Regions from separate parts of the Homo sapiens genome. Here regions 2 and 3 are each linked to region 1. A link is a loop called in an ENCODE intact Hi-C map of the cell type or tissue named here. Cell type or tissue: OCI-LY7. All regions are shown on one strand. Links, peaks and the distances in the headings refer to the core of each region. The heading gives the core; the rest is flanking DNA. Region 1 overlaps CDC42EP3 (CDC42 effector protein 3). Region 2 has its middle 16 kb from the start of LINC03063. Region 3 overlaps LOC124907754 (a long non-coding RNA gene).

The links. Hi-C counts contacts between places; a loop is a spot of excess contacts. Peaks named below come from ENCODE experiments on the same cell type or tissue, not always from the same donor. Only the 100,000 strongest peaks of a DNase experiment are listed, where the experiment ranks them.
Region 2: a loop joins it to region 1, with 2.2 times the contacts of the local background. A loop is called at or near these places in 8 of 110 quality-filtered maps.
Region 3: a loop joins it to region 1, with 4 times the contacts of the local background. A loop is called at or near these places in 2 of 110 quality-filtered maps.

What each region holds. Positions count from the first base shown.
Region 1 is chr2:37,651,558-37,660,536 of GRCh38, reverse strand. All of the region lies in intron 1 of CDC42EP3 (CDC42 effector protein 3), which reads left to right. Among named protein-coding and RNA genes, the nearest start is that of CDC42EP3, 16 kb to the left of the region's middle. RefSeq lists enhancers at 3,060-3,565, 4,012-4,131, 5,529-5,588, 6,256-6,465, 8,088-8,277. In OCI-LY7, for the core only: no CTCF peak of the experiment used is centred there; DNase peaks (open chromatin) are centred at 3,746, 5,406, 6,616, 8,276 and 1 weaker place; H3K4me3 peaks cover 4,888 bases; H3K27ac peaks cover 4,929 bases.
Region 2 is chr2:37,540,464-37,551,640 of GRCh38, reverse strand. No RefSeq gene overlaps it. Among named protein-coding and RNA genes, the nearest start is that of LINC03063, 16 kb to the left of the region's middle. In OCI-LY7, for the core only: a CTCF peak has its summit at 5,121 (motif pointing left); a DNase peak (open chromatin) is centred at 5,080.
Region 3 is chr2:37,332,967-37,344,143 of GRCh38, reverse strand. It overlaps LOC124907754 (a long non-coding RNA gene), which reads left to right. Exons shown (of 2, transcript XR_007086284.1): 1 at 1-417; 2 at 3,417-4,728. Among named protein-coding and RNA genes, the nearest start is that of QPCT, 6.1 kb to the left of the region's middle. In OCI-LY7, for the core only: no CTCF peak of the experiment used is centred there; DNase peaks (open chromatin) are centred at 5,013, 6,412 and 6,723; H3K4me3 peaks cover 3,989 bases; H3K27ac peaks cover 4,154 bases.

The DNA.
Region 1 (8,979 bases), core at 3,403-8,402:
GGTCAGGGGCTACTGTAAGAGATCCCAAGTTGGTATGAAAACACCACTTTTATCTGACCTATATAGCAGTTGTTGTAATTTTCCCAACTCCGGGACGTTTCATTTGTTCCTAAGGCTGGAAGAGCCCCAACTGAAGATAACCGATGCATGTAGGTGTGAATGAGAAGATAGCCCCAGCCCTATGTCCCATTGACAGGGGAATTAACTTCTAATCAAGCTGGTGGTAGGAATCCCTTCCAACTGTGGAGACTGTCCACAGGATCAATAGGAACCATTTTAGCCTCATCTGCAACAATTTTATTAATGAGTGGTACAGGCGAAATTTAAGGAGAAAATAGAAGTGTTTATTTTGGCAATGAGAATAGTTTCCCCTCCACTCTGTATTTCAGTAGATAGTCTGGTCTCATTTGGGGAAAAGATAATGCCTTGTGTTTACATAGCACTGTAGATTTTAACACTCAGCTCTAACACCTGTGGTTATTATAAAGTTTGGGATGATTATCTCCATTTTACATGAAGGTAACTGGTACCCAGTGTATCAGGGCTTCTGCGTCTTACAGGGCTGGCTCATAGTTTTGGTCCAGCTCTTCCCCCGCTCAGGCCAGGAACAGCAGTGAGATAGCAGTTTCGTTGGCCCGTACAGTCGGTGTTTCATTTGGTTTGGTTTGGCAAATGTTTTGATAGGTTTATTTTTCCCCACATATCTGATCTGTGCCAGTCACACATTGATCTTCCAAACAACCCTTTTCTATAGACTGTCCATTGTAGTTTCTTGAGGTTTCCTTGTACATTTTAGGCCAAATGAGCCAAGTTCTCCCTTAACACATCTCCTTTTGAAAAGAGAAAAGAGCAAGTTCATTGTTTCTCCAGGGCCTCATTCTTTAAGTTTGATTTAAGTAGAGTCACTGAGTTTGAATTCAGAGGACTGTATTGTCAAATTTTCTTTGAGTCTTACCTAAGACACTATTTGCACATTGCATTCAGGGATAGGAGTCATATCTCTTTCAAACAGCATGTCCACAAATATTTGCCTTAAGATCTATATTTTTTATCTGTATATTTGCCAAAGATCTGTATGGTCCTGTAGAATTACTCTGGCTTGCATTGATACACTGTTAAATTATTACCCTGCATGGATAGGGGAAGGTTAAAATGGCTTACAGATGGAAAAATGAAAGCCTTTGCCACAAGAAAAGAGGAGACAGCTTCTTGTTACATGTTTGTTTTCTTCTGTAAGAATCATAGATTCCATCTTGCATTTTCAATAGAGCAGGCAGGGTTAAAGAGGAAGAGGCACAGCAATGTCTTTCAAGCTTTCTCATTTGTTTATCCATTCAACATTTTTTTCAATACCTGCTATGAATAAGATCTCCGTTCTCTCTCCCAGATTATAGCCTGATTGGGGAAGAGTTAAATAAGTAGTGGTAATAATCCAGTGTGATAGTTGCTAGGTTTGAGGTGTACACAGGACGCTATGGGAGCTTAGGATGCCATGGGGAACTGGCAGGAGATTCAGTTGCAAGTGTGGCAGGCCCCCCAGATTGCTGAAGTGGGCTTCACAAGCTATTTTATCTTATCTCCAAGCTGTAGCCTTAAAACCCTTGAAAGGTTTTAAAGCAGAGAGTGATAAGGTTACATGAGGATTCTAGGTACCTCACTCTGGTGTAGATTGGAAGATAAGGTGGAAGGACCGGGGAGGCAGGGAGGTAGGTGAAAGGCAAATGTCCTTGTGCAGGAGAAAGATCATGGGGGCCAGGAGTAAGGCTGATGGAGCAGGGATGAATGAGGAGAGACAGTCCAGACAGACTGATAGGACTATAGGACTTGATGTAGAGATGGAGGCGGGGAGAAGTGCTGGGATGATAGCTGGGTTTTGGAATTGAGTGACTTCTGCCATTTACCAGGAAAGCATAGTTTGGAAGGCAGATGCCTAAGGCAGGCAGGGGGAAGAAAGATGGCAAATCCCATTTGGGGCAAGGTTTATGAGTATTATATGGGACAAGGGAAGCAAAGTAGAGAAGTCTGGAATATAAGGGAAGGGAAAGGCCAATCAATGCTTTTCAAACTCTCTGGGAAGGGCCACTGTCTTTTTGTTTGTTTCCATTTCCAATCCATTGTACAATACTACTGTGCACAAGGAATATGGAGCTTGGGCCACACACAACCGCCATGCAAGCTCAACAGCATACAGCTCCCAAACTTGTCAATAGCCTATTCAGTAAGAAAAAAATCTGTTGGTCACATGCTTGATGTTAAGGCAATGTCAAAAAGATCTTGCTTCCAACTTCTGTTCTTATCTCATCATGGACTGTATGAACCCACTTTGAGTAGCACTGGTCTGGACTTAAGTAGATGCATGTGGGTTGAAGGTACTGACTTGGAAGTTATCCCTAGAGGTGGTATGTGATTGCCGGGGGAATTGTTGAGGAGTGGGGGATGGGCAGCAGCCATCCAACCCTATGAAAATGCCAACATTTAAGACAGGGGTTCAGACTTCTTCTGTAAGGGCTCAGTTAATACTTTGGGCTTTGAGAGCAACATACAGTCTCTGTCACAGGCTACTCAACTCTGACCTGATAGAGCAAAAGCACCTTTACTGGGATTTCTCAACTTCAGCACTACTGAGATTTGAGGCCAGATAATTCTTTGCTTTGGGGAGTTGTCCTGTACACTGTAGGATGTTTAGCAGCATTCCTGGCTTCTACCCACTAGATGCCAGGAGCACACCACCCCCAGTCACGAAAACCCACAATATTCCCAGACATTGCCAAATATCGCATAGGGAACAAATATCACCCTCAGTTGAGAACCCCACTGAGCTGTAGACAGTACATAAATGAATAGGCATAGGTGTGTTCTAATAAAACTTTATCTATAAAAACAGGCAGGGGGCCGGATTTGGCCGGCCTGTAGCTTGTAGACCCTTGACTTAAGGGATGGTCAGAAAGAAAACTAGAAGAGCTTATTCAGTAAGATTTGAGGGCCTTCTGTGTCCCCAGCTCAAGAGGAGGCTCTGTAAGTGATTCAGCATAAAAAGGAGGAGAGTTTTCCCAACAGGAACACTCATGTATAGCCCTTTTGCTTACTTTATTCTTTTTGAGCTCACCAGCCACCTGGAAATATCAGGCATTAAAACCACAAAACAGGAAAACAACAAATCACATAATACAAGCCCTCCACAACCCCTAAGAAAACCCCTAAGCAAAGCAGTAGCAAGGTTGGATTACGTGAGGTGCATTCGAGTAGACTTCCTCCAGGAAGGAAGTGCATCTGGAGCAGGTCTCAGAGGATGTTGTGAATAGAGGCTGATGGTAAGAAGGTGGGAGAGCTTTCCATGTAGGGAACACAAGGTTCTTAGTTTCAGGTTAGGAGGGAAATGAAGTGTCAGTTAGGAAGCTAGGGAGCTATTGTCCCCAGTGAAAGCCTGTGATTGTTCACTGTCGCATGCAATGGGCTTCCTCTGGGAAAAGAATGAACAGCACTTAACACGATTTTCTAAGAACAGGATGTTTGTTTTTCTCCTCGAGGATGGCGGGGGGCGGGGGGTGGGGGGGGGGCTTTGTTACTTTACAATTCAAATCTTTTGACGTTTACCACAAGTCAAATTCCTTTTGAGATTCTTGTTGACAATAGCAAAAATACTGAAAAGTCCTAGTGAGTTAGAGATGGAGGGACCAGTGTCTAGGACCCTTCTTCTCATTTTTGGCTTCTGACAAGGTCAGGTTAGCATCTCCACCTCTCATCCGTGTTGCGCTCTTGGTGTGTCATTTCCTCTTGGTGCTGTCAGACTTCAAGATACATAGTCTTCAGGTTGGCAGTCCTTGAGTTATCAAATCGGCAGTGGCTACAGAATGCAGCTATGGCTGGAATCCTAGCTCCTCCACATTTTGGGTGATTGACTGGAGACACAGGCTTCATCTAAGACTGCTTCCTAAGAGGTATGCTCTGAGCATTACATGCCTGCCTGGCCCACAGAAAGCACTCATGCTAGCTAGTACTCTTCACAGGTGTAAATTATTTAGAGAACAAAGCATTTCAGATTTGTCACTTTCCAGAGAGCCTCTGTAGACTTGCTCTAGGGTTTGGCCCCCGGGAGCAAGTCAACCTGGCTCTCATGATGGAAAGTCTAGCAGGGGTTATGGATTTAACACTTGTGAATTTGAAGTTCACTGTGGGCCATGTGTTGTGGGAGGCAAAAGATGAATAAGCTCATGCCCACAGAAGAGCTTTCAGCCTAGTTAGAGGGAAATCATTCAACAAATATATTTGTAGTAACACATATACAAATAACGCAAGGATGTTGGTAGTGGAAGTAGATTGAGAGTAGAATGACGACTACCAGATTCCACATATAGCCAGTGCTGGTATCATACAGAAAAGCCATGTTTCAGCCCATCCAAGGAACGTGGATTATTGTAGACAGCCCTAGCAGGGTGGCAGAATAGCATGGAAGTCCTGTATTTGTCCCTTTACCCCATCAGAGAACTTGAGAATGTGGCCTAAAGGCAAATGGCTAGGAACTTTGCCCTCCAAGGTAGTATGGGTTAAATGACCATAATCTGAATTTCTGGACAGTGTCAGCTTATTATTTGGGATCATTTGAAATTACCATTACCAGAACTGGAGTACTGCATAGAATAATTGCTGACTTAAATATTAATATTTTGTGAGCAACTGAGAGCAAGTTCCTTGCTTTTGAGCAGAGATTAGAATGAATATCCTGGCTGAATACTGCTGAAAACTTCAGAGTCAAGTTCTCTTCCTGTATTGATATTGTCCTTGCAGCATCACAGACCAAGTCAGATCCATTAGTTATGGAAACACGTGAGCAGTTCACAGCAATGGCCTTATCAGAGATTCACATCCATGAAACTAGAGTGCCTGCCTGGGTGCTTCTGACCAGCCCTGGTGCCATGTACAACACGTCCTGATAAATGAACCAGGCATGAGAGGACTTGCCCTCCTCCTGCCTTGTTGTAACTGCCAGAGTTCTATGTCCACATTGAGTCTTCCCCAGTAACTCATTTTTATAGGAAAAAAGGTCCTAATGGCCTCTGTTCAAAAGTGCAGACTTGGTGCTATGTGAGGTGGACCTTCTGTCTTCCAATTTTGCTTCTAAGAGATCTTTCAAATTAGATCCCATAAAAATGAGACGTGTACACAAATTAGCACTGAGTCTCACATATGGTATTTGTGGGTCTGTATATAATCAGGGTTGTAAAAGAACAATAAATTCAAGCTGTAGCTGAATCACAAATGAAAGTCCTTTAAAATAATGGAAGGTGAGATGTATCAGACTTTGAATGGGTCTTTAAAATACCGCCTGCTCGTTCTGGCTAAGTTCATTTGCATAACAGAGCTCAGCAGCTGGGGAGCCAGCTAATAGAGTTTCATAGTCTTGAAGCTTAGAGCTATGTCCTCAGTTTAGATGATATGGGGAGAGGGTAAGAATCTAAAAATAGAAAAGGCATCTTCTTATCTTCTCAAATGGGTGGAGTTAAACAGACTGAAAATATGAAAAGCATCCCCTTCGGGTTACTGGGTGCTTCTGGTTACACTGATTTCCGCCTTAGAAATTCAGCATTGAACTTAAATGAAAATCTAACACTATGGGGTTTTTTTCCCCTTCAATTTTAAAATTATTCAGAGAAGCACTCCTACAGAGGTTTGTAAAAGGATTGACATGAGCGTCCACATTGTAGTAATATTTTAGTGTTTCTGATCCCAAAGATTGGCTGGTCATTTCTATATTAGTAAGAAGACTGCCGTGTTCAAAGAGAAAGCTTCTTCAAGGGAAAGTCCGTGTGCGTTTTTCTATGGAAAAGTGACATGGGACTACAAGGAAATTGGCAGTGATCGTGTTCCCATACAGGAAACTCAGAATAAATGGGAACGTGAACACCTCCCTTCACGCACTGTCAGGGAGGCGCAGGGTAACCGCCCTCCCCTCTGTGAGAGCTTCATCCCATGGCCATACTTGCTGTCCCCTCCCCACCCCAGCCCATTCCATCTTTTGAGAAACCTGAGCTGTTACTTGGAGGAGCCAAAATCTTTCCTTGTAGTTTCTGCTTGGTAGCTCTAGGGCCTCCCAGAACAAGTTAATTCCTTTTCATTACAATTAAATGAATCCTTCAGATCCCTTAAGATTAGTTTTCTCTTTCTATGAGTTCTCTTTAAGCTGCTCTATTCCTTCAGCCTCTTCTCACATGTCCTAATCGAGCTCCTTCACTTCCTCCCATTTGCCTCCCTCTGAACATGCGGGGACATGTTCCAGGTAGCCTTTATCCCTTCTAAATGTGGAGCCTAGGATCATGTTCTGGGCGCTTGGCACAGTGGAATTATTATCTTCTGGTTGGCAGCAGAGAGACATAGCCCACAGATGGTTGGGGGTAGGGAGGCGGCGGAGGGTACTTGGCCGAGTCATCATCCTCCCCTAGGACTGTTGGTTCCAACATGCAGGAGGAGTCGCTGGATACTCTGGCATGGGGCTCAGATGGTGCAGTAGTGCAGTGGTGCCGTGACTGGCCGCATAGTGCGACTGTGCTGAGGCAAAGCGAAAAGTGATCAGAAGCTGGAATGTCCCTGAAGGATGTGACAACCGAGCCAGAAAGGGGAAGTCGGATGCAGGCTCACTTCCTGCAAGGAGGAGAAAAGAACAGAGCCGCAGGTCCCTGGGGGCAGTAGCACCCCTCAACCCACCTGCCCATTTTTATACATGTGTGTTTTAAATTAACACTGCAACCTGTTTTGCAGGATGCAATTTTTTTTTTTTTTTACTTTTTCTCTCCACTAAGAATTAATCTAAAAACAATTAGTAGGCAAACCAAACATTCCTTTAAAATAAATGGAATTTTAAAAATATCCCAACTCCTTGGTTCTTTTCAGAGTCCTGTAAGTTGCCAGTGCATCAACTCTAAGTAACTTAGGAGCTGATTTTTCTGTCTGTCATTTTTTAAAACCGCTTGATTTTCCCTTCCTCCTGGCTGCTGCCCTGTTTTGATATTTTCAGCATCATTCTGTTTGCCAAAAAGATGGTAAGAAATGAAGCAAAGCACCGCTTCAGTTTTTTTCTTAACCAAATTATTTATTACTGCTGTGATTATTTCTATCATTATCACTGTCATTTACGCTTCAGTCAGTCACAAGAAACTAGAATTGTCTAGCCTAGTGCAACCCGGCTCTCTTCCTTCCTTATAAAAACCAGGGCCGTAGCTTCCTCTCCGGTCCTTTTGTGTATTGAAACTCTTGGATTTCTCACACAACCTGTAAGGGAGCATGTCCGTTCTCAGCAGCACTGTGCCCACCTGTCTGCCTGCCACATGTGTTCTCTCTGACCTGCCACATGACTGACTGGCAAGCTGGACCCTTTTGTTGGCAAATCTTTTCTCTCTAGTGCCCCAGGAACTAGAGCATTTGTTTTTAAAGGAATCTAACTTCTGAGATGAATGTTATCTCCAGTGTTATCTATGAAGGGAAAGAGGAACAAACCATGATCCAAGAACTAGGAGAAAGTTTGTGGAACTAGAAAGAAACCAGGAATAATTGTGGGAAGTTCAAATTTCAGGGTCAAGGTTTTTGAGAAAGGGCTAACTATAAGAACCTTTGTCTGTCTTTTAAGATTTAGGTAAGATAGTGGGAGTAGAGAAATGCAAGAAAACTAGAGAGCCAGGCATGGTGAGGCTCATCTGTAAGCCTAGCTGCTCGGGAAGCTGAGGCAGGAGGATCACTTGAGGCCAGGAGTTCAAGACCAGCCTGGGCAACATGGCAAGACCCCTTGTTCTAAAAAAAAAAAAAATTGTTTTTAATTAGCTGGGAATGGTGTTGTGCACCTGTAGTCTCAGCTACTCAGGATGCTGGGGCAGGAGGATGGCTTGAGCCCAGGGTTTCGATGCTGCAGTGAGCTGTGATCATGCCACTGCACTCCAGCCTGGGTGACCACATGACTTGACCCTTGGTTGCAGGAAAGGGGTTCAAGATGAGGAAAGGACAGACACGAGTGAATGTGCTCAGCACCCTCAGATGGCTCAGTGCCCACAGGTTAATGCTGGTGTTGAGAGTTTTGACTGAGACAGAAAGCTAAAATTCTCTCATCTGGGTTGTGGAACACCCAGGAGGGCCCGCTCCCTAGTTGTAGTCTGGTAATTCGCTTCCGGCCTGTAAGCCTTTCCTGTTTAGCTCCTCCTTTTCTCTTTTCCCAGCATCCCTTCCTCCAAGCAGATCCTTCTTCCTTCTGGGCAGAACGCAAAGCCCTGGGGTTCCCCTGACTCATGCTGACTGTTCTGATGTGTTGGTCATTCACCAGCAGTCTCCTGGAACCCAGGTGTCTTCTATTTTCTTTTTTTTTTTTTTTTTTTTTTTTTTTGAGAGGGAGTCTTGCTCTGTCACCCAGGCTGGAGTGCAGTGGCACGATCTTGGCTCACTGCAAGCTCCGCCTCCCGGGTTCATGCCATTCTCCTGCCTCAGCCTCCCAAGTAGCTGGGACTACAGGCGCCTGCCACCAGGCCCGGCTAATTTTTTGTATTTTTAGTAGAGACGGGGTTTCACCGTGTTAGCCAGGATGGTCTTTATCTCCTGATCTTGTGATCTGCCCGCCTCGGCCTCCCAAAGTGCTGGGATTACAGGCTTGAGCCACCATGCCCGGCCCCAGGTGTCTTCTTAAAATGATGAGGAGGGATGGGATTTCAAGTCATGGCATATAGGCCCATTCCATCATCAAAGGTTATCTGTGTGTGTCACTAGTCACCCTTGCACAAGTTGCTGTCCTCACGGGCCCAGGCGATTCCACCTGCCTGCACTTCCCTCCTCGCTCATGCCCTGGCCAGCAGCTCCTCCTGCATCCTCTCCCACCTGTTGAATTTTCTCACTTTCCTTTCCGACTACAAATGTTTCTCTTCTGAGATCTCTTCCCTTTTACAAAGTACAGATCCATGCTGCCTCTTTGGTGAAGGCCTGATCACAGAAGCAAAAAGTGATCTGTCC
Region 2 (11,177 bases), core at 2,765-7,764, 110 kb after region 1:
AAGAGAACAAGCATAATATTAAACGAGTCCAAATGGGATTTGAGAAGTTGGGTGTATATATAGGTGATTTACTAGATTGTTGGGTTAAATTTGAAGAAAACAAAGCAAAAATCTGATTAATATCAGACAAAGCTATAGCCATATCATTGGGCTTATCCATTTCATGGGATAGAAATGATTTGCATTTCTACTGGACTAAATCTACAATCTAAACTCTACCTCTATAAAATTATAAAATAGCCAAATAGAAAATCAAACCTAGCACTGCACTAAAAATAAATCTCTCTTGTCTATTTCCAAGTTTGGGATAATATTTTGATAGCCTCGATGTTTTCATATTGCTTAAAGCTCTTTTGGGCTTATTTAGAATAGACTTTTAGCATATATCATGCTAAAACATACACTAAATAGAGAATTCTACATATCTACATTCAAAGTCTTATAATTTATTTTTCAACTCAGAATCATTAAAGTTTATAATTTTTCTGTGTATTTCTGTTCCTCATGCTATCAAGAGCATTGGTGATGCATTTCTTCTGAGGATTCCTCTCTTTTCTCTGGAATTTTCTTCCAAGAAGCTGACACCCATTCTGCAACTTTTGATGCTGGAACATCCTTGATTTTTTTCAGGTGTCAACAGAAGATTACAAGGCAAGGCCAACACTCACATTCCTTTCTCAAATGGTCTTAAATGTTTGGGGTTTTTTCGCACCTGTGGAGAGCTTATCCTTTAAATGGCTAAGTTTATGAATGTGCAGGCAATGACAACCACACCATTACTGCTTTCTGGCTGGCAGAGACCATAAGACACCATCAACTGTGAAGAGACATTCCAGTTTGAGAGCTGAGCTGCTATGGTGTAAAACGTGTGTTAGAATTGATGAACTATAGATAGTTGTAGATAGATAGATCTAAATATGTAGATAGGTTATGGTTTGACTTCGTATTACGTGAGTGGATTTTTCTTACCTGTGCAGGTATCAAAATATAGTGCCAGATGAGGCAGAGATTGCTAAATATTCCCAAGATACGTTTTCCCCTTCTTCGTTTTAATAAGGGAGCACTCTTCCCACTGGATTTTAGCAGGACAGTTGCTACCCAGCTAAATGTACATTTCACAGCATCCCTTGCATGAAGGGGTGGCCTTATAACTAAATTTTGGCAAACAGATAGAAGCAGAAGAGATATGTGCAACTTTCACATCTCATTTTTCAAAGAAAGCTTTCACTCCCCACTTCTTTTTTTGCCATTTCCTGTGTGTGTGAGCTGGAATAGAGACTTGGTGCTCCACAGAGGTGGTGAGGGGAGGATGCAATAGAAGAAATTATGTGACTGGATTAACCCATGGGGAAAAGCTTCCACTTGCCTTATTGCACAGGAGAGGAATATATTGTTTGAGTCAGCAGCCCAGCCCATACCCTACATTAATACATGAGGTCCTAGAGGGATGGTGGCTTTTCTAGAATAGTTTGACTTATCTTCTTGACTCAAAGGAAGGGACTCGGTAATTTTAGACTGAGGCAGAGCTGAGGATTTCTGGTGATTAGAAGTCCATACAACTTCACAGACCAAGTCAGCTCAAACTTGAAGTCAATTCAACTTAACCTGAATAATTCTTAAGCCCACCAGCTGTTAGTGCTGGAGAAAGGTTTTGTTTTGTTTTGTTTTGTTGTTTTGTTTTGTTTTACATTTGTCCTCAATTTTACCATTCCAATGGGCACATGCCATGTGATAGGAGCCCCAGGAAGGGCTTATACTTACTAGTCCTCAATTTTCAGTTCTCATGGTCAAAGCAGGCAAGAACTCAAGTCAGGCTATGGAAAGGAGAAGCAGTCAGCGAGAAACGAGAGTTGAGAAGGACTCCTCTGATAATGAAAACAGATCATTATAGAGCTGCAATTCATCCTCTAACTCACCCGGCACACAGCTGCCGTCCAGGGTGGCTGAAGGAAACATGGACAGTCAGCCCACCATGAATTGAGCTAAGATGCCCAATGGCTCACAAATAGGATCTGCAGGAGAACCTCAAGTCACCAGTGGGAGACCTTATTCACCACAGGGGACCCAGATGGGTCATGTGGAAATAGGACACACACACACACAACTCCTATTCAAGACAAGTTTTCTACTGAAATATAGAAATCAATTGGCCATGTATCTGGCCAAATAATTTCTCTTTTAGCTGTATGTCCTAGAGGAAATCTCGCATGTGTGTTCAGGGTCATGTAGATAAATATGTTCACTGTACCTTTGCTTATAACAGTAACAATGATAATTACAAATAATCTAATTGTCCATCAAAAGGGAACACTTAAACAAAATTTGGAATATTAATACAATAGATTACTACATAGAAGTTAAAATGAATGAGGTTTTTTAATTAACAAAGATCTCAAAAGCATGGCAACGAGTAAAAATAAATTTGCAGAACAAAACACATAGCATATAACTTATATAAATAAATGATATGTACGGTTTGCTGGTTAATTAATGCATAGTTAAAAAAATAAAGGATACATAGCAACTTCATGACAGTAATTACCTTCAGGAAGAGGTATATGACGCGGTTTGGGATGAACAAAGAGATTTCAACTTTCTCTATAATGTTATATTCCTTTTATTTTGAACATTGGGAGAAAATGGGAAAATATGCTACATTTGGTCATTCTGAGTAGTAGTGGGTAATTGGTACAACAGTGCCTGCTATGTTACTTTCTGCATTGTTTAGTTCTTTCAAAGCTTTTTAGAAAAGAAAGTTAAGTAAAGGAGGTAAGATTGGGGAGTATGTGTGAAGAAGGAGAATTTCAGCTTTTGCTCTGATATTTTTGTAATAGGATGTTGAATGGGATGTAACTGCTATTTTAAAATCCATAACTTAGGCCTAAAGCTGAGTAAGTACCAAGAAGTGCTAACGACCTTACTTTCTACAGAGAACAATCAACTTTGAAGGTCCAGATTCATCCTCTAGGGTATACAGAGAGGCAGATCGGCCCCACCTCAGTTTGCCCCTCATCTCTACCCAGCAGATAATGAGAGAAGCTCGAGCAAGTGGCAGATGGCTTGGGGGAAGTGCTGAGGCTGTCCCCTCCCTTGTCCTTCAGCCTTCATCACCCAGGAAATGTGATGGGGGTTTGGACTGGGAGAACCTGCCAGAACTGGAAACTGGCATCTCAGTCTGCTTGAGCACTGAACTTGGAGATACTGAGCCCATCCCAAGTGTGGCAGAGGAGAATTAGAGGGGAGGCACAGGAGGACTCTGGCATTTTTTCCTTTCTCAGCTGGGCTCAGTTCTCTGTTGCTGCCCCAGCAGCTCTTCTCCCTTGGATTCTTTTCCTCTTGTTCCTGGTTACAAATCGCAGCCAACTGGCTCCCAGAACCCTTTGCCCTGTTCAAAGACACAGGTCCTTTCCATTAACTAGTATTGGTGATATGGTTTGGCTGTGTCCCCACCCAAATCTCATCTTGAATTCCCACGTGTTGTGGGAGGGACTTGGTGGGAGGTAATTGAATCATGGGGGCAAGCCTTTCCCATGCTATTCTCATGATAGTGAATAAGTCTCATGAGATCTGATGGTTTTAAAAAGAGGAGTTCCTCTGCACAAGCTCTCTTTTCTCTTGTCTGCTGCCATGTGAAACGTGTCTTTCACCTTCCACCATGACTGTGAGGCCTTCCCAGCCACATGGAACCATAAGTCCAATAAATCTCCTTCTTTTGTAAATTGCCAGTCTCGGGAATGTCTTTATCAGCAGCATGAAAACGGACTAAAATGGTAAATTGGTACCAGTAGAGTGGGGCACTGCTGAAAAGATGCCCAAAAATGTGGGAGTGACTTTGGAACTGGGTAACAGGCAGAGACTGGAACAGTTTGGAGGGCTCAGAAGACAGGAAAATGTGGGAAAGTTTGGAACTTCCTAGAGACTCGTTGAACAGCTTTGACAAAAATGCTGATAGTGATATGAACAATAAGGTTCAGGCTGAGGTGGCCTCAGATGGAGATGAGGAACTTATTAGGAACTGGAGCAAAAGTGACTATTGTTATGTTTTAGCAAAGAGACTGGTGGCGTTTTGCTCCGCCCTAGAGATTTGTGGAACTTATGAACTTGAGAGAGATGATTTAGGGTATCTAGTGGAAGAAATTTCTTTTTTTTTTTTTTTTTATTATACTTTAAGTTTTAGGGTACATGTGCACATTGTGCAGGTTAGTTACATATGTATACATGTGCCATGCTGGTGCGCTGCACCCACTAACTCCTCATCTAGCATTAGGTATATCTCCCGATGCTATCCCTCCCCCCTCCCCCCACCCCACAACAGTCCCCAGAGTGTGATATTCCCCTTCCTGTGTCCATGTGACCTCATTGTTCAATTCCCACCTATGAGTGAGAATATGCGGTGTTTGGTTTTTTGTTCTTGTGATAGTTTACTGAGAATGATGATTTCCAATTTCATCCATGTCCCTACAAAGGAGCAAAGCACTCAAGAGGTGACTTAGGTGCTGTTGAGGGCATTCAGTTTTAAAAGGGAAACAGAGCATAAAAGTTTGGAAAATTTGCAGCCTGACAATGCAATAGAAAAGAAAATCCCATTTTCTGAGGAGAAATTCAAGCCAGCTGCAGAAATTTGCATAAGTAACAAGGAGCTGAATGTTAATCACTGAGACAATGGAAAAAAGGCCTCCAAGGCATGTCGGAGACCTTTGCGGCAGCCCCTCCCATCACACGCCTGGAGGTTTAGGAGGAAAATATGGTTTCATGGGCCAGGCCCAGGGTCCTTCTGTTTTGTGTAGTCTAGGGACTTGATGCCCTGCATCCCAGCCACCCCAGTTATGGCTAAAACGGCCCAAGGTACAACTTGGGCTGTTGCTTCAGAGGGTGGAAGCCCCAAGCATTGGCAGCTTCCATGTGGTGTTGAGCCTGCAGGTACACAGAAGTCAAGAACTGAGGTTTGAGAACCTCCACCTAGATTTCAGAAGACGTATGGAAACACCTGGATGCCCAGGCAGAAGTTTGCTGCAGGGGCAAGGCTGTCATGGAGAACCTCTGCTAGGGCAGTACAGAAGGGAAATGTCGGGTTGGAGTCCCCATACAGAGTCCCTACTGGGGCACCACCTAGTGGAGCTGTGAGAAGTGGGCCACTGTCCTCCAGACCCCAGAATGGTAGATCCACGAAAGCTTGCACCATGTGCCAGGAAAAGCCGCAGACACTCAATGCCAGCCCAAGAAAGCCGCAGGGAGGGAGGCTGTACCCTGCAAAGCCACAGGAGTGGAGCTGCCCAAGACCATGGGAACCCACCTCTTGCACCAGCTTAACCTGGATGTGAGACATGGAGTCAAACGACATCATTTTGGGGCTTTAAGGTTTGACTGTCCTGCTGGATTTCAGACTTGCATGGGGCCTGTGGCCCCTTTGTTTTGGCCAATGTCTCCTATTTAGAATGGCTGTATTTATCCAATGCCCATACCCCCATTGTATCTAGGAAGTAACTAACTTGCATTTGAGTTAACAGACTCACAGGTGGAAGGGACTTGCCTTGTCTCGGATGAGACTTTGAACTGTGGACTTTTGAGTTAATACTAAAATGAGTTAAGAATTTGGGGGACTGTTGGGAAGGCATGAATGGTTTTAAAATGTGAGGACATGAGATTTGGGAGAGGCCAGGGGTGGAATGTTATGGTTTGGCTGTGTCCCCACCCAAATCTCATCTTGAATTCCCACATGTTGTGGGAAGGAACCAATGGGAGGTAATTGAATCATGGAGGCAAGTCTTTCCCATGCTACTCTCATGACAGTGAATAAGTCTCAAGAGATCTGATGGTTTTAAAAAGAGGAGTTCCCACGAAGCTTGCAGTGAGCTGAGATCGTGCCGCTGCACTCTAGCCTGGGCGACAGAGCAAGACTCTGTCTCAAAAAAAAAAAAAAAAAGAGGAGTTCCCCTACACAAGCTCTCTTTTCACTTGTCTGCTACCATGTGAGATGTGCCTTTCACATTCCACCATGATTGTGAGGCCGTCTCAGCCACATGGAATTGTAAGTCCAATAAACCTCTTTCTTTTGTAAATTTTCCAGGCTGGGGTATGTCTTTATCAGCAGCATGAAAATGGACTAATACAGTTGGAAAGTTACCAAATCTGCAGAGTCTACGAAGTTTGGATTGGTGCAGTCCCTGGTCTGGAGGAAACCACTGGGAGTCCCCTTGTACTGCCTTTACTTCTTGTGGGTGAGAATGGGGTTTACTAAATCTCAACACATCATGGATTGGCTCTCCATGGCCCAGCATACCTCCACTAAGATTTCTTTCCAATAAAGTAGTGCCTGTCTACTTCTTGTGTGGATATTGAGTCTTTGGTGAATCAGCCAAAGCCAATTTGGTCCACACTCTTAGTTTTTTTTTTTTTTATGGTAAATCACAGAAGCCACCAAAGAAGTCTGTGGTGGAGAGGGTTGGCTAGCTACCATCAACCTCACTAGTAGGTTATAATTAAATCAAGGCTCAGATCTAGTATGCCAGACAGAGATGGTCTACATAAGAATCCATAAATATAGCAGACACAAACTAATCAGATGACCTACTCTGCAACTTGGGAAGTGACAGCTATCCTTTAGGTTCTCCATCCCTGTGTGACACATTCCTGCAGGAAGATGGCCACACACCCTAGGCAGGATTCTATTTCTTCTAGTCAGGATTATTCAAGCAGAAATCCTCTTAAACAAGTGGTTTTCAACTGGGGTGACTTTGCTCCCAGGGGATATTTGGCAATGTCTGGAAACATTTTTCATTGTCATGGGGAGAAAAAGGCAGTATGCTACTGGTGTATAGTGGGTAGAGGCCAGAAATGCTGTTAAACATCCTACAAGGCACAGGACAACACCCTTGCAACAAACGATTATCTTGCCCAAAATGTCAATAGTGCTGAGGTTGAGAAACCCTATCTGAAACCAATGGCTGGATACAGAAACAATTATGGAGCAAGCCTTTGGCACCATCTCAAAGGGGACAGGACAAACCTTGCCAGATTCTGAAACTCTATTCATGCAAGGGTAGAGACAGTGTCTTTAAAGTATTTTAGCCAATCTACATATATTGAATACTTTTAATTTCACCAGTAAGCCCCCTTTTCCATCATTTGTTATGCTAATTAACAAGTCACCAGTTTCACCAATTAAAAAAAAATTTTGACATTAGTGTGCTAGTTAGTAAAGCTTCATTGTTGATTAAGTTATGGATAGCAGCAGGCATGGGAATAGATTTAGAAAGTAGGAAATAATTTAGCCAAAATGTCAGGCCCCTGCAGGGAGGTCTCAGAACATAAGACTAGAGAGGTAGAATAGAGCAAGAAAAGGAGGACTTTAAATGTGCTCCTGGATCGCTTTTGCAGGAATTCTCCATAGAGACCATGAGCATGCAGTCAGCATTAAGTATTAAGTGCGGTTAACACTTCCCTTTCTGGCTCACTCGGATGGGTTTGAAATGACAGCAGAAAGAGGCACATTTTGCCCCATGTCATCATCCTGACTAGAATTAGACATATCTCCCTTACTTTTATAGAGCCGAATGATTCATTTCCTAAGTAGTTTATGTGATACTCTATTCTTTATTTGGCCAAATTCTACCTGAAGGGCTTCAAGAAAACATACATTTTCTAAATCACTAAAAATTTTATGCATTCTTCTATAGAACAAGCATTGAGTTTTACATATCCTGTAAAGGAAAAAGAGACAAAATGTGTATTTCTGTATTTAGACATGTAGGTATTACATTATAAATATATAAATGCTAAATATATACATTTTAGCTTATTTTTCTAAGTTGATAATAAAGGGACCAAAGCTGGTTATTAAATAAAGTTATTTAATCAGGGTTGGAAAACTAGCATAGAAGAATGAAAGTTTGGAACACATAAACAGTTTCTGAAAGTCAGACAAGAAATATGCTTCACATAAAAGTTGAAATTGATTGATATTACTTAATCAGAAAAAATCAGAACTTTCTAGCACATAAACTTACTAATCACTTTGTAAATAAGGGCTATAAATCATATACAACCTAGGGAATAAAAGTGAAATCATTCTGTTACAATTCAAATATATATCAGTGGGGAAGATTTTTAAAAGCCTTATACTAAACATTATTGTTTTCTCTAAGAATGAGAATGGTATCACTTATTTAAAAAAAAAATTTTAAGACAATGTATTCAAAAGCCAGACCAAATGAAGATTATAAAAACATTTTCAAAAGTTATAATTCATAAACACCATTGAGGATTTAGTGAGCTACAATTAAAGTGATTAAACAATTTAAAGAGTTTACTGAGGAATGCACCAAACGATTAAATACATTTTATGTGCTTCATAAACACCTGAGGCTACTCTATAGCATTCACTAATGAAGAAATAAATTCTGATCATTCCATTATGATAATTATAATGACTGAACATAAGAGATGGTATATACAAAATGGAGACAAGGGTTCTCTAAGGAACACAGATATTATTTTTTTAAGAATAATCATTTAACAAATAGGTGGTGCTTACTCTCAAAGCCTTTCACAAATATTGACTCATTCATTCTTCATAATCACTTGATTATGTAAAACACTATTATTATTTCCTTCTTAAAGATAAGAAAATCAAGGTTAAGTAAATTGTCTAAGGTCACAGAAAAAAGTTGTCACAAATCTCTGAGAAGCATTAAGTAGCTAAGAGTTCTAGAAAACGTCAAACTATGTTTAGATTAAGAAGAACATAATAGGTCTTCAATCTACTAGAGAATATATTTTAATGTAAACAGATTACGTAAGAAGACAATTACTTCATTCACTTTGGCTTTATCTTTTCCATCAAGAATGATCTTCCATCTGACAGAGCGAACAAACATAATTAGTAGGGAACTGAAGACCTAGATGCAAGGTAAATTTGAAAGGAAGCACCTAATCATGCTAAATGGAATCAGTTTTCTACACCCAGGTTAATTCCATTTCAGTAGGCTAAAATAACACTCAGGTGTGATTTTGATAACCCTGAGAAATCCTGAAGAGTAAGACATGAAGAACAAAGCGAAGATGAGCAGATGTCCTGACTTTCAAAAACAAGGAAAAAGTACTATTGCATCTTAGTAACTAACCTGGTAAATGTTAGTAAACAGGATCCATAAACAGAAGTTTATGAGCACTCAGAAAGGACACAGTGCCAGAAATCAGCAAGAGTTTCCGAAGAAAAAGACATGCCAAACTAACCTCTTTCCTATTAGGATCAGGGAAATAGAGGCAGGTCTTATGTATCCATGATCCCTACCTATGTCACTTAGGAGAGGAAATGTCTTGGAAAAGATAAGTGATGTATTCCATGGCATGTCATGAGCAAACAGCAAGGGTATCTTCCCACCTGCCTTTCTGATTGGAAAGTCAGATTTCTAAACTAGGTCATATTGCTTGAAAATTTCCTCCCACACTTGTAGCCCTCCAAATAGCCAAATTCAACATGATAGCCAATACAAGGAAAAATCAAGCTTGTGTGGGTGAGTAGGGGGAACAAGAGATAACAGGTGGTGTAGTCAGCACAAAGCAATATATTTTCTCCAAATAAATACAACCCCAGAATTTGGGGAACAATCGAGAGGGTGATAGTCTGTAAAACTAAAGCTAGTAGAACCAACTTAAAAATAAAATGTAATCTGCTGAAGAACTTCATCCAAATAAAGTTTGCAAATGTGTTTTTTTAAAAAAATCTAAAGAGAGTCTCAAAACTGATTAAGAAGCCAAAATGTCTCACACATAATCAAGGTTACCTGCTGATATCACTAATGGAAAGAAAGAGGCGATCAAATTAAATTTATTATCATCTGATGGAGGAAATTATGAGTTAACAGAAGGGTGGCAAGCCACATGGTGTCGAGAGAAAACAGAGCCAGAGAATAAGGATTTGGCTGGGTTTATCCAACATGGTCCAAAGTAGAGCGATATTGTCTCTGGCACTGACGACAATTTTTTGATAATATTTTGATGACTCTCCCTCTAGTCTTTTTTGTAAAGCATATTGCAAATACTTACATAATATTATCCTTTTGCTTAGCCTTACAATATAAGCATTTTCCCATATTATTAAAAACTGCTCACAGAAAGAATCGTATTGGCATAATATTCCTTGATGTAGAGATGCTATAATTTATTCAACTATTGCCTAATTTCTTAGTCGTTTGTAATTTTTTTATGATTGCCAATATTCTGCAAAAAATGCAAAACATTTGCTTGCTTTGTATTATTTTCTCAGGATAATTTCTGGAAATCAAATTACAGGGCCAACGGATACTGACATTTTAAAGCTCCTGACAAATATTACCAAACTGCTTTCCTCTGCTTTCTCTCTCATCGGTATCATTAGTCTTCAAAATGATTAAATCTTTGATAATTTGGAAGGTAAAATTATACCTCATTTTAATTCTTATCACTTAATGAGGCTGAACATTTTTCCATGTTTATTTGCCATTTGATTTTTCTCTTTTGCAAATTGTGTGTTTATGCCTTCTGTCTAGTTAGTTTTAGCAATTTTTCTTATGAATTTAAATGACCTCTATTTGGTAAAGAAATTAAGCACTTATTTGTCACACATATTGCCAATTATTTTTACCAGTTTTTCCTCTTAATTGCATAAGCTGTTTATGTTTTATATTTCTACATAATGAAAACATTTTTCTTTTCCTATGTTATCTCTTCTATGACTTTTTAATTTAAAAGCTGTCCTAATCCTCAGATTTAAAATATTCTAGTCTAGATTTGTTACAGTTTTTAAAGTAATAATGAATTCACATAGGCTGTATTTTGAGACATGGTATGAAATGCAGATCTGAATCTTTTTTTTCTACTTTCTTGTATTTTTAGCAATGTAGTAGGTGTATGCAAGTAGCATTTACAAATAAGTCCTCTTCGCCTTTATGATTTGTGATGTTTCCTTAAGAATATATTCAGCTCTTTTGCATAACAGACAAAAGGGAGCTAGCTATTCTTTCCTGTCCATCTTTCAATTTACTTTATACTGGCCTTATACTGTTTTAATTATTAGAGAATTTTAATAAAATAAATAGGGCTATAAACTCTCCATTTTCAAAAAGTTTGTTTATTGTCTCTAGTTGGTTATTCCAATTAACCTTTGAAATAACTTTTCAGGTTCAAAAAATCCAAAT
Region 3 (11,177 bases), core at 3,789-8,788, 320 kb after region 1:
TTTCTCTTTTTTCTCACAAATAGTTGCCTTGCCTCACATCATACTCTCAAATTGAAAAGGATGGTCAAAGTAATTATCTGAAATAATGAGATCTACAATATTCACAGCGGCTCTGAAGGAGTCATCTTCTCCAAGGCATGGCCCCAAAAGGAAAAGCCAAACACAATTCTATTTACTTTGTAACATCAAAGGTCATTGTTATCCAGATAATCCTAGGGCAGGAAAACATTTCAGTTTTGTCTGTAGGTTTCTGGTCCAAGTTGTCAGGACAGTGACTTTCACCAGCCTCTTTTGCTTCCACAGTGAGGATCAGGGCTTGGCCTGCTCTGAGTCATCTCCCAGTAACATCTAGTTCCCAGAAAAATCAGAACAAGGATACTGAAGCAGAACCATTTCACAGAGAGCAAAGATTTGAAGGTAAGGAAGCTGCCAGAAGGCCCACCCACTCACTCTGTCTTCCCAGCCTTGGCTATGAGTTTTTAAAGAGAGGGCTTGCCTGGAAATACACTGTTCTGCCCTCCTCTGGAGCTGTAGGAGAAGACAGGATGTAAATAACTCCTTTCCTGGTGTACAGATTTGCTAACCCTATTCATGTCTGAGAGTTTTGAGTGACAATTTAAATCTCCAGGCTTAAATAAAATTAAATACACCTTTATTAAACCCACAGACAGTTCTGATCATCGGACCCCCTTCAGAACTTTCTACTGGCTCCAGTTTCAGAACTAAACCACTGTCACATTCCCCAATACAGCTCCTCTCTTGCTGCCTGGGTCAACCTTGAAATAGTGCATTTCCTGAGTGGCTGGGTAATAAAGAGCCTATTTGCTTTTTTTTACCCTATTACCTTTATGTCTTTTCACAATATGGTTCCTATAAGAAAGAGAACGTGGAAATAGCAAACCTAAATGAAACAAAATGTGAGAGGTACTATCATGCTAAGTATGAGCAATTCAAAACAAGAAATATAGAAATAAGCTAAAATGTCAGCACATAACGTAATGATGATTTTGTTTCCTAAGTTTCTCCAATTTTGGTTATATTTAAGTCAATAAGATGTTCTTACAGTTTGGTATCTACAGGAAGCAGACTCTGAGACAAGAGTTTAACATGCAGGATGTGTATTAGGGAGTGCCCTTGGGACAAACCCCTGTGGGAGGAAGAAGGGGAACAGGAGAGAACAGAGGGAGAAGTTAGCAGCAAAGCGGGCCCAACAACCTCACCCAACTCCATGGGAGTCCTGAAGCTGAAAAAGACGGTCAAAGTTGTCCCATACTGGGCCAAAATGTCTGGGGCCTTATCTCTGCACCTCCATGGAGTGATTTCCTGCAAGCGGCTTTCCAGCCAAAAGAGCTTGACTGCTAGAGGCTGTGGGCCAGCCGGCCTCCAACAGCTGGAGCAGGGTCCTTCCCTGGGGGCAGATCTGGGCAGCGCATCTCCTGTATCCACCACAAACGTATTGTATCTGGTACAAATCTAAAACATTCCACATAGCTAGTGAGACTGATTTCAATACATTGGTTTTTTTTTTACATGTAAGCTTTTCTGCCAACTTTCCAAGAATCTACAAATCCAACACCACTATGTATGTATCACTTCATTCCTTATGCATATCTTTTCTAGTGTCTTACACACTAAATACCCTTTTCCTTTCCTTCGCTCATTCTTTTCTCTCTTCCTTCATTTGGGAAACGTTTAGAAATACCTTATATCTGCTATTTTTGCCCTACTTCAACTTTTCCTTTCTTCAAACTCTTCCCATGGAAGATAACTAATGACTTTTCCATTTTAATTAAAGTTTCAGACCCTGTTTTTCATCATGGAAAAAATGTGTTGTATATACAGTGATAACACTGTTCTCAAGTGGAGAAATTTTTACCTCCATTATAGTATAGATTCCATACTGTGATGTGAAGGAAATGAAGGACCCAATTGCCAAAACAGATCTTCTCCATGAAGCTGCCATGGCAGGATGTTCCTACACCCAGTCCCACCTTTAAAGTGGCGCCATTAGATCAAAGTAGTAATGACCAGAAGGTTCTATTAAAACAATAGTTTTCAAAAGTGTGGTCCATGGATACTGGGGATTCCCCAAGACCCTCTTGGCTGTCTCCAAAGTCAAATCAACTTTTATAATAATACCAAAACAAGATTCATTTTTTCTACTGTATAGACTTTGCACTGATGTTGCAAAAGCAATGATGGGTAAAAATGCTGGCACCTTAGCAACTGTCAATACAGGACACAAAACTGTACTATTGAGGAGGAAAATCTATACTTGTAGTCATTGTGTTTTTCTTTCTTTCTTTCTTTTTGGAAGGAGTTTCACTCTTATTTCCCAGGCTAGAGTGCCATGGTGCCATCTCGGCTCACTACAACCTCTGCCTCCCAGGTTCAAGCGATTCTCCTATCTCAGCCTCCTGAGGAGATGGGATTACAGGCATGCACCACCATACCCTGCTAATTTTTGTATTTTTAGTAGAGACAGGGTTTCACCATGTTGGTCAGACTGGTCTCGAACTCCTGACCTCAGGTGATCTACCTGCCTCGGCCTCCCAAAGTGCTGGGATTGCAGACGTAAGCCACCATACCCAGCCATCTTAGTATTTTTCACTGCCACGCATAAAGAAAAAAAAAAAGAAGAGGACGATAAAAGAAAAGAAAAAGAGCCAGTTTCACTTAAGAATGTCATTGATGAAGTAATAAAATTGTTGTTTTACTGCCTTCTGAAGCTGTCTCTCCATGAAGCTAGATTTTAAATCTAGCAGGACAGAGTACAGGAGGAGAGAGAGCTCCTCACGTCTGCGTTTTCATCTCATGGAGACCACCAGCTCTGTGTGGACTCCTCCTACCTGCACTGCATCCTGGAAACTCTCAAAGCAGTAAGCTGGAGAAAACATCAGGCTCATCTCATTTCATTTTCCCTTTTCTCACCACTTTCCTGTGATACCTCTTTTCCAATATTTAAGCATCATTTTAAAAATTTTTATACACTTAGAGAGTACAGGAGCAGTTTTGGTACATGGATATACTGCATAGTGGACAAGTCTGGGCTTTTAGTGTAAGCATCACCTGAAAACATAGTATACATTTACCCATCAGGTAATTTCTCATCCCTCCTACCCTCCCACCCTTCCAAGTCTCCAATGTCTATTATTCAGCTCTTCATGTCATTGTGTACACATTATTTAGCTTCCACTTATAAGTGAGAACATGTGCTAGTTGAGCTGTTTCACTAAAGATAATGGCCTCCAGTTCCATCCATGTTGTTACAAAAGACAAAATTTTGTTATTTTTAATTGCTGGTAGTATTCCAGGGTGTGTGTGTGTGTGTGCGTGTGTGTGTGTGTGTGTGTGTGTGTGTGTGTGACGTTTTCTTTATCCAATCCATTGTGAATGTCATTTTTAATATATTTTAGGTGGGATGACAAATCCAGTTCCATCTTAACTGGAAGCACAAATTGAGAGTATGCAGCTCTTTATACTCACATGGGAAAATAAGACGTAGAAATCAAACACTTCTGCTGCACACCAAAGGGCAATTGTCTCAAAGAAAAGCATTTGTACCGTTGTTTCAGAAGTATAGTGGGCCGCAGTGGCTCACATCTGTAATCCCAACATTTTGGGAGGACAAAGCAGGTGGATCACTTGAGGTTAGGAGTTCAAGACCAGCCTGGCCAACAGGATAAAACCCCCATCTCTACTAAAAATACAAAAATTAGCTGGGAATGGTGGCAGGTGCCTGTAGTCACAGCTACTCCAGAGACTGAGGAAGGAGAATCACTTGAACCTGGGAAACAGAGTTTGCAGTGAGCAGAGATCACACCACTGCACTCCAGCCTGTGTGACAGAGAGAGACAGTCTCAAAAAAAGAAAAAGAGAGAGAGAGAGAAGCATAGTGAACTTGCTACTTTTTTCATGAAATTCCAATTTAATTGAAAGAACAATGACTGATAAATTATGATTATTCAGACTTGGATATTTGGCAGACATTTGAAGATGAATAAAGTGCGCCTATCCCTTGAAGGAAAATAACTGACACTGTTTGTTGCCAGTGATAAAACTGGATCTTTGCAGTAAAAATTGGAATTTTGGATAACTTGTATCTGCTACCATAAGCTTGATAGTTTCCTGATATGCAACAACTTTTATGACAAAATTGGTGATTTTAACAAATGTGATTATTTATTATATATAATGAAATGCTCAACATTTGGAATATCTGCATAACTCAGTGAAGCAATATTTTCCAAATGTTCAATTCATCATGTTACAAAGTCACAAAGAAAAGTTCCACTCAAAGTATAAGAGACACCCAGTGGATTTTAATGTAATGGAATAAAAACATGTATTTAGAAGCAGATTTTAAGTTGTACCTTTTATGACACTATCATTTGTTATGTTTTGATTTAATAATGAAGGAGATTATCCACAGTTATCTGAAGAGGCTATTAAAATACTCTTCCTTTTTCCTACTACATGTCCGTGTGGGGTCAAATTTTCTTCATGTACTTCAGCCAAAATAATATATCACAACAGGTGGAATGCATAAGCAAATATGGGAATCCAGTTGTCATCTAAAAAGTCAGAAATTAAAGAGATTTTTTTAAATGCCAATCTTCTCACTAAACTCTTTTTACTTTGGAAAATGTATTTTTTCATAAAACATGTGTCTTTAGATGCAATGACTTTATTCTTTTAAAATAAATCCATAATTAAGTATTTGTAAAATGCCTGTTCTAATTTTCAATACAATAAATATTGATAGACATGGTCCACATAAATGAAAGCTATTTGTGGTCCTCAATTACTGTTACTAATGCAAGGAGTTCTGAGACCAAAACATTAGAGAATCACTATGTTAAAACCATTCTACTTGAGAGAGACAGATGATAATACATTAAACCAATGCTTACAACTGTAGCTACACATGGAAATTATCTAGAAAGCCTTTTTTAGAAAATGGTGATGTCTGACTTCCACCCCCAGAGATTCTGATATGATTAGCCTGGTGTGTGGTCTGGGCGTCAGATCGCTTAAAAGCTCCCCAGGTGATTCTAACGTGCAGCCACGGCTGAGAATCATTGCATGAAGTCACACACTTTGAGAAATACATCAGCAAAAATCATATAATCAGATTAACTATAACATTAATAGTCATGTTGCATTGTAGTTATTTCATAAGGCCCTGAGGATAATAGCAAAAAAGATTGGGAAAGTGGCCCAGCCTTAGACAAATTATGAAGTAGGCAGCTTAAATTCAAACCCCCCAACTTTCTGGCCCCATGCAAGTCTAGTACTGAAGCACCCTGCCTTTTGTTCCTTTAATAGTCACAGAATGTAAAGAGTCCTACATTATATTCTTGTTTGAATCTGTCCGCCACCTCTTTCGATAGCAGAGTGAAAAATTAAAATATTTGCCTCTGCAGTCCAGTGTCAGATTTTTAGTGTTCCTTAGAAATCTCAGGAATCCAGATTTCCTGTAAATATTCCCAACTTCTTTCACCAGATCAGAGGTCGGGTGAAGGTGGCAATAAAAGCTAGGAGAAAAAAAACGTTCCTCTTCTTTGGTTTTCTGGCCTTCTCACTTCCCAGTCCTATTAAATAACATGCGCTGTCCTCTCGAAGAAGGACAGAGGAACAGTCCCCATAAACCCTGATTCCTTTCACAAACACTAATTATGCCCCTCAAACAAAATTCCTTTTATCCATTTAATAATTTATCATACTTTTGATCAGTTTTTCTCTGAGAGCTCTGAAAACCAAAAGTGTTCAAGGTCCAAAGAAATGAATCTCTAGTAAGAAATTTCAGTGCACTCAAGGAGATGAGAAGTAGAATCAAAGATGAAGAGAGTGGAGGTCACCTGGTGACCGTCAAGCCAGCCATCCAGAGGAAAAAACTCCTCGTCTGAGGAATTTAGAAGTAATTAGACTTCCCTGTTATCTAAAGCGGGCATCTGGTTCCAGGCTTCTTTCTCAAAAATTTATAAGTAACTAGAATTTCCATACATCTGCAGAATGTATGTATGTTGAAACTCATTGTGCAACACTTGCTGACATCAAGGCACCAAAATGCCTACAAATTTAACCATTTATCATGACCTATGTGGCTAATAGGGTCCAAATTACCATTAAACTCCCGCTTTAAGGTTCATAAACACGCCTAAGGGAAAATCCACCACAATTCCTCCCTTGCTGAGGTGCCCTGCTGCATTCTTTTGCAGCTTTCTTTCTATCTAGTAAAACTTTCCTTTTCAAACCTATACTGTTGTCAGTAAATTCTTCTCACCAATCTGCAAGTCAACCACCTTCCAATGCCGGAGCTCTGGCACCTAGCCCAGCAAAAGACAAAGACTCACACACAAAATTCATTCTTTACAGCTCACAGAATAGACAGCACTGATCTACACAGTACCTAAACTGCCTATGATGTGAAGTTACAAACAACTGATCGTTACAGGAAGCATCCATGCATATAATGTTTAAGTCTGTATATTTATAGAGGCATACATGTTGACATTTTATTCAAAAAATTTCATCTATGTTTAATTTTTCCATCTTGTGGGATCAGATAAGATAAAGCACCAATTTCATATATATATATATTTTTTTTTTTTTGAGACAGTTTCTTGCTCTGTCACCCAGGCTGTAGCATAGTGCTACACCCAGCACCCAGACTGCTGCACGATCTTGGCTCAGCGCAACCTCCGCCTCCAGGATTCAAGTGATTCTCACACATTAGCCTCTTGAGCAGCTGGGACTACAGGTGTGCGTGCAACACCACACCAAGCTAATTTTTGTATTTTTAGTAGAGACAGGGTTTCACCATGTTAGCCAGGCTGATCTCGATCTCCTAACTTCAAGCAATCCACCCACCTTGGCCTCCCAAAGTGCTGAAATTACAGGTATGAGCCACCGCACCCGGCCTTCTGCAACATATTAATGATAGAACATGAAAGGTAAAAAGCTGTTAGTTCAAGAATTTTTCATTCAGAGTTACTAAATTTTTATGGTGTAGGTTAAAAATATGATCAGAGATGTTAAGTGTGTCAATAATGTGTTTTTAAGACCTAATTCTATAAATAAGTATGATGAGAGATATTATTATTGTTATTATCCTCATTGTTAATGATAAAAAAGTTAAGGTACAAGGTTAAGTCATCTGTTCAAAGCCATGCAAAGCTGATTCATTTGCAGGCAGTGTACTTTTACTCTACCCTACAGGCTTTTATAGTTTCAGAGGAGAAAATTTAAGTAGCTATTAAAATCTAACTTTCAATAAGCTGAGGAAAGCTTTTACTGAAGTTAAAATCAGATACCATTGAAAGTATTTTATCTCTAGATTTTAAGTACAATATTCATTTTTGTATTTTTGTCTCCTTTAATCATATATCTAATATCATATCTATTAGTAGAAGGGGGAAAGGGAAATTTTTTTCAAAAAAATTAAATGCCAAAATGTAAACTAATATAACCTAAAGTCAAGACGAAGCCACTCAGTTGTCTTTTGCTCTGGGGTCATTTGTGGATTTTCTGCAGTGTTATATTCTACTTATCCATGTTTTAAAGATATGAAATTGTGATATTTTCCTACTGATCAGGCTACACAGACTGTTATCAGACAACTGAAAAAGCATCCTTTCTCTCAATCTTATAATGTTAATTGTGCTTGTTAATTAGTCTCTTTCTGGCTTTTCATGAAAGAACAGTCATTCTAAGAGTAATTTTCAAGTCTTACCAAACAAACAACACGAAAAAGTTTGCTTTTAAGACTCAGCTTAGGCCCATCAGTGTCAAGTAAGAGGAAGAAAGGCTCTAAAACCTCTTTCCACAGGGTCCAAAATAGAACATTAATTAAGCAAATAAAAATGACACATTCACAGAAAATAGCAACAGTTATTTAAAAAACAAGTTGGCTATGCCACACATAGCTATTAACAATAATAACAGTAGAAAGTTGCAACGTAACACCATAACTCAAATTCGGCCCTAAAACTACATATGCTCCTATAAATATCTAACTTTTGCTTAAATTTAGAATGAATTTATGCTGTTCGTTTTATTTTTATACGTGAAAACATTCACAAAGTATTTTGAATGTTTTAGTAATACTTAGTACAGATTGTGATCATAAAAAATCCTTTCAACACTACGGTTCACATATATGCTATTGTTCAGATTATAGTAAATTAGATGAACTAATCCATCCTCAATTTTAATGTTTGGGAAAGCATTTCAACAGAGCTCATGATTAGTAGCACCAGGCCAAGAGTATATCTAAATTTCCCTAAAAAAGAAGATTAAATTACTTAGCATAGAATTTTAGTAAGACTAATCCCCTTCTGTTACTGCCCAAACCTTGATCTTTTATGGTCTTCCCTCAGTAAATCACATACCTATTATGCAGAACACTAAAGTTTGAATTTACAGCTCTGTGAGAAAGGAAAAGAGATTAATTGCCTTTTATAATATCTTTGTTTCGTCCTCCAAAAAATTTCCTTCTAACAGTGTTAGATCTGTATTACAATCAGGAAGAAGCACAGTAGTAATTTTAGAAAGGGGACCAAAAGGAAATTTCATAAGCAAAAAGGAGGGGCCATAAGAGAACTGTACATCTTCATTCCACTCTGAGGCAAAATGGTCTTCTCTTGATTCTATTCTTTGATTAGAGAAAATGACCATCAATTAGAGAAACAAACTAATGTCTCAGACAGGAAATAAATGACATTAAAGACAAAGCCATAGGCCAGGCATGGTGGCTTACACCTGTAATCCCAGAACTTTGGGAGACCGAGGCAGGCGGATCATTTGAGGTCAGGAGTTCAAGACCAGCGTGGCTAAAATGGTGAGACCCCCGTCTCTTCCAAAAATATAAAAATTAGCCGGGTGTAATGGCGCATGCCTATAATCCCATCTACTCAGGAGGCTGAGGCAGGAGAATCATTTGAACCTGGGAGACGGAGGCTGTAGTGAGCGAAGATCGTGCCACTGCATTCTAGCCTGGGCTACAGAGCGAGACTCCATCTCAAAAAAAAAAAAAAGATTGAGCCATAGATAAAGAATGCAGTAACAATTATTATTCAGGATTTTTTTTTTTTTTTTGAGACGGAGTTTCGCTCTTGTTGCCCAGGCTGGAGTACAATGGCACAATCTCAGCTCACCACAACCTCCGCCTCCCAGGTTCCAGCGATTCTTCTGCCTCAGCCTCCCGAGTAGCTAGGATTACAGGCATGCGCCACCACACCCAGCTAATTTTGTATTTTTAGTAGAGATGGGGTTTCTCCATGTTGGTCAGGCTGGTCTCGAACTCCTGACCTCAGATGATCCTCTGTCTCGGCCTCCCAAAGTGCTGGGATTATAGGTGTGAGCCACTGTGCCTGGCCTATTCGTGATTTTTAGAGACTGAAAATATGAGGGAAACCTGGTAAAGTGGATAGACAATAGCCTAATTATAAAACTTCTCTGTGTGCTACAATTACATGTTAATCTTTATTCAATTATGCAGATAGCTACAGAATACTATTATTTTATAGTACACACATGCACACATCTTTAGCATATCCTTTGCAGGTGTAAAAAAATTATGATAATATAATCCTTAAATGGCAGGCACCTGGTAGTATAGTAAGTTCTTGAAAAATGTTGTGTCTAAAAACACATACCTTATGATTATAAAACCTAGTGCCTGCCACAAATATGGAGAAATATTTGATTCATTACAGTATGTAATGTACAGCCTAACCAGTAGGCTAACGACAAGCAGACAATGATCTTCCCTTGACCCTGATATCTCCTTTAATTATTACTCTTTCCCTTCACTTCCATTTTTTAATGTAATCTACACCATTAGTTCCCAAATGCCAGTTCCATATTAATGCCTGTCCATGATTATGCTTGCTCAGTTTGTTGCAAAAGGAGAACATTTTTTAAAATGTTGTTAATAAGGCAATTATATTTAATCAAAGTCTGATCTTTGATCTTACATTCTTCCTCCATATTTGGGAATAATCAGTTGTAGGTTCTTGGGTTTGTCTTTTATTGTCTTGCTCTCTTGTTGTTTCATTGTGGTAAAATACATACAACATAAAATTTGCCATCTTAACATTAAATACATTCAGTTCATTAAACACATTTACATTTTTCTGCAACCATCACTACAATCCACCTCTAGAATTATTTTCATGTTGCAAAACTGAAACTGCACCCATTAAACAATACCTCTACATTCTCTCTTCCCCCCAGCCTCTAGCAACCACCATTCTTCTTTCTGTCTCTGTGAATTTGACTATTCTAAGGACATACCTCACATAAGTGGAATTATACAGTATTTGTCTTTCTGAAACTGTCTTATTTCACTTAACATAATGTCTTGAAGGTTCACCCATGGTATAGCATGTCTCAGAATTTCCTTCCTTTTTAAGGCTGAATAATATTCTGTTTTATGTGTATACCACATTTTGCTTATCCACCCATCTGTTGATGGACACTTGGGTTGCTTCCACCTTTTGGCTATTCCTAATAATGCTTCTATGGAGATTTGTGTATAAATATCTCTTCAAGACCCTGCCTTCGATTCTTTTAGATATACACCCAGAAGTAGAATTGCCGAATCATATGGTAACCTTACTTTGAATTTTTTGAGGAATCACCATAGCAGCTGCACCATTTCACATTCCCACCAACAGTGCCTAAGAGTTTCAATCTCCCTACATCTTTGCTAACACCTGTTGTTTTCTGTCTTTTTTTCACAGTAGCTATCCTTATGAATGTGAGGAGATATCTCACTGTGGTTTTGATTTGCATTTCCCTAATGATTAGTGATGCTGAAGTGTTGCTTTGCTTCAGTGTTCTTAATTGGTAAAACAAGAAGTTGGCAACTTGCTTAGTCTCCATTTTTAAACAAATTTATGGGTTATTGATATCTGAAAATCTGAAAATCACCAGCGTACTCTCTATGTCCTCTTCTCATCTAAAAATTACCCCATCAATTCACTGCAGTCTGGCTTTGGCCCTCAATCTTCTCCTGACTTCTCTCATCAGAATTAACAAACTAACTTGTAATTGCCAAATAGAACGGACCTTCTTCAGTCTGTATGTAATTAGTGGAAAGTGCAGAGTCTCTGGGGCCAAACCTAAAGTCCCGCTTCCTTCAGCGGAGTAGGATCTCAACAAATGTAATT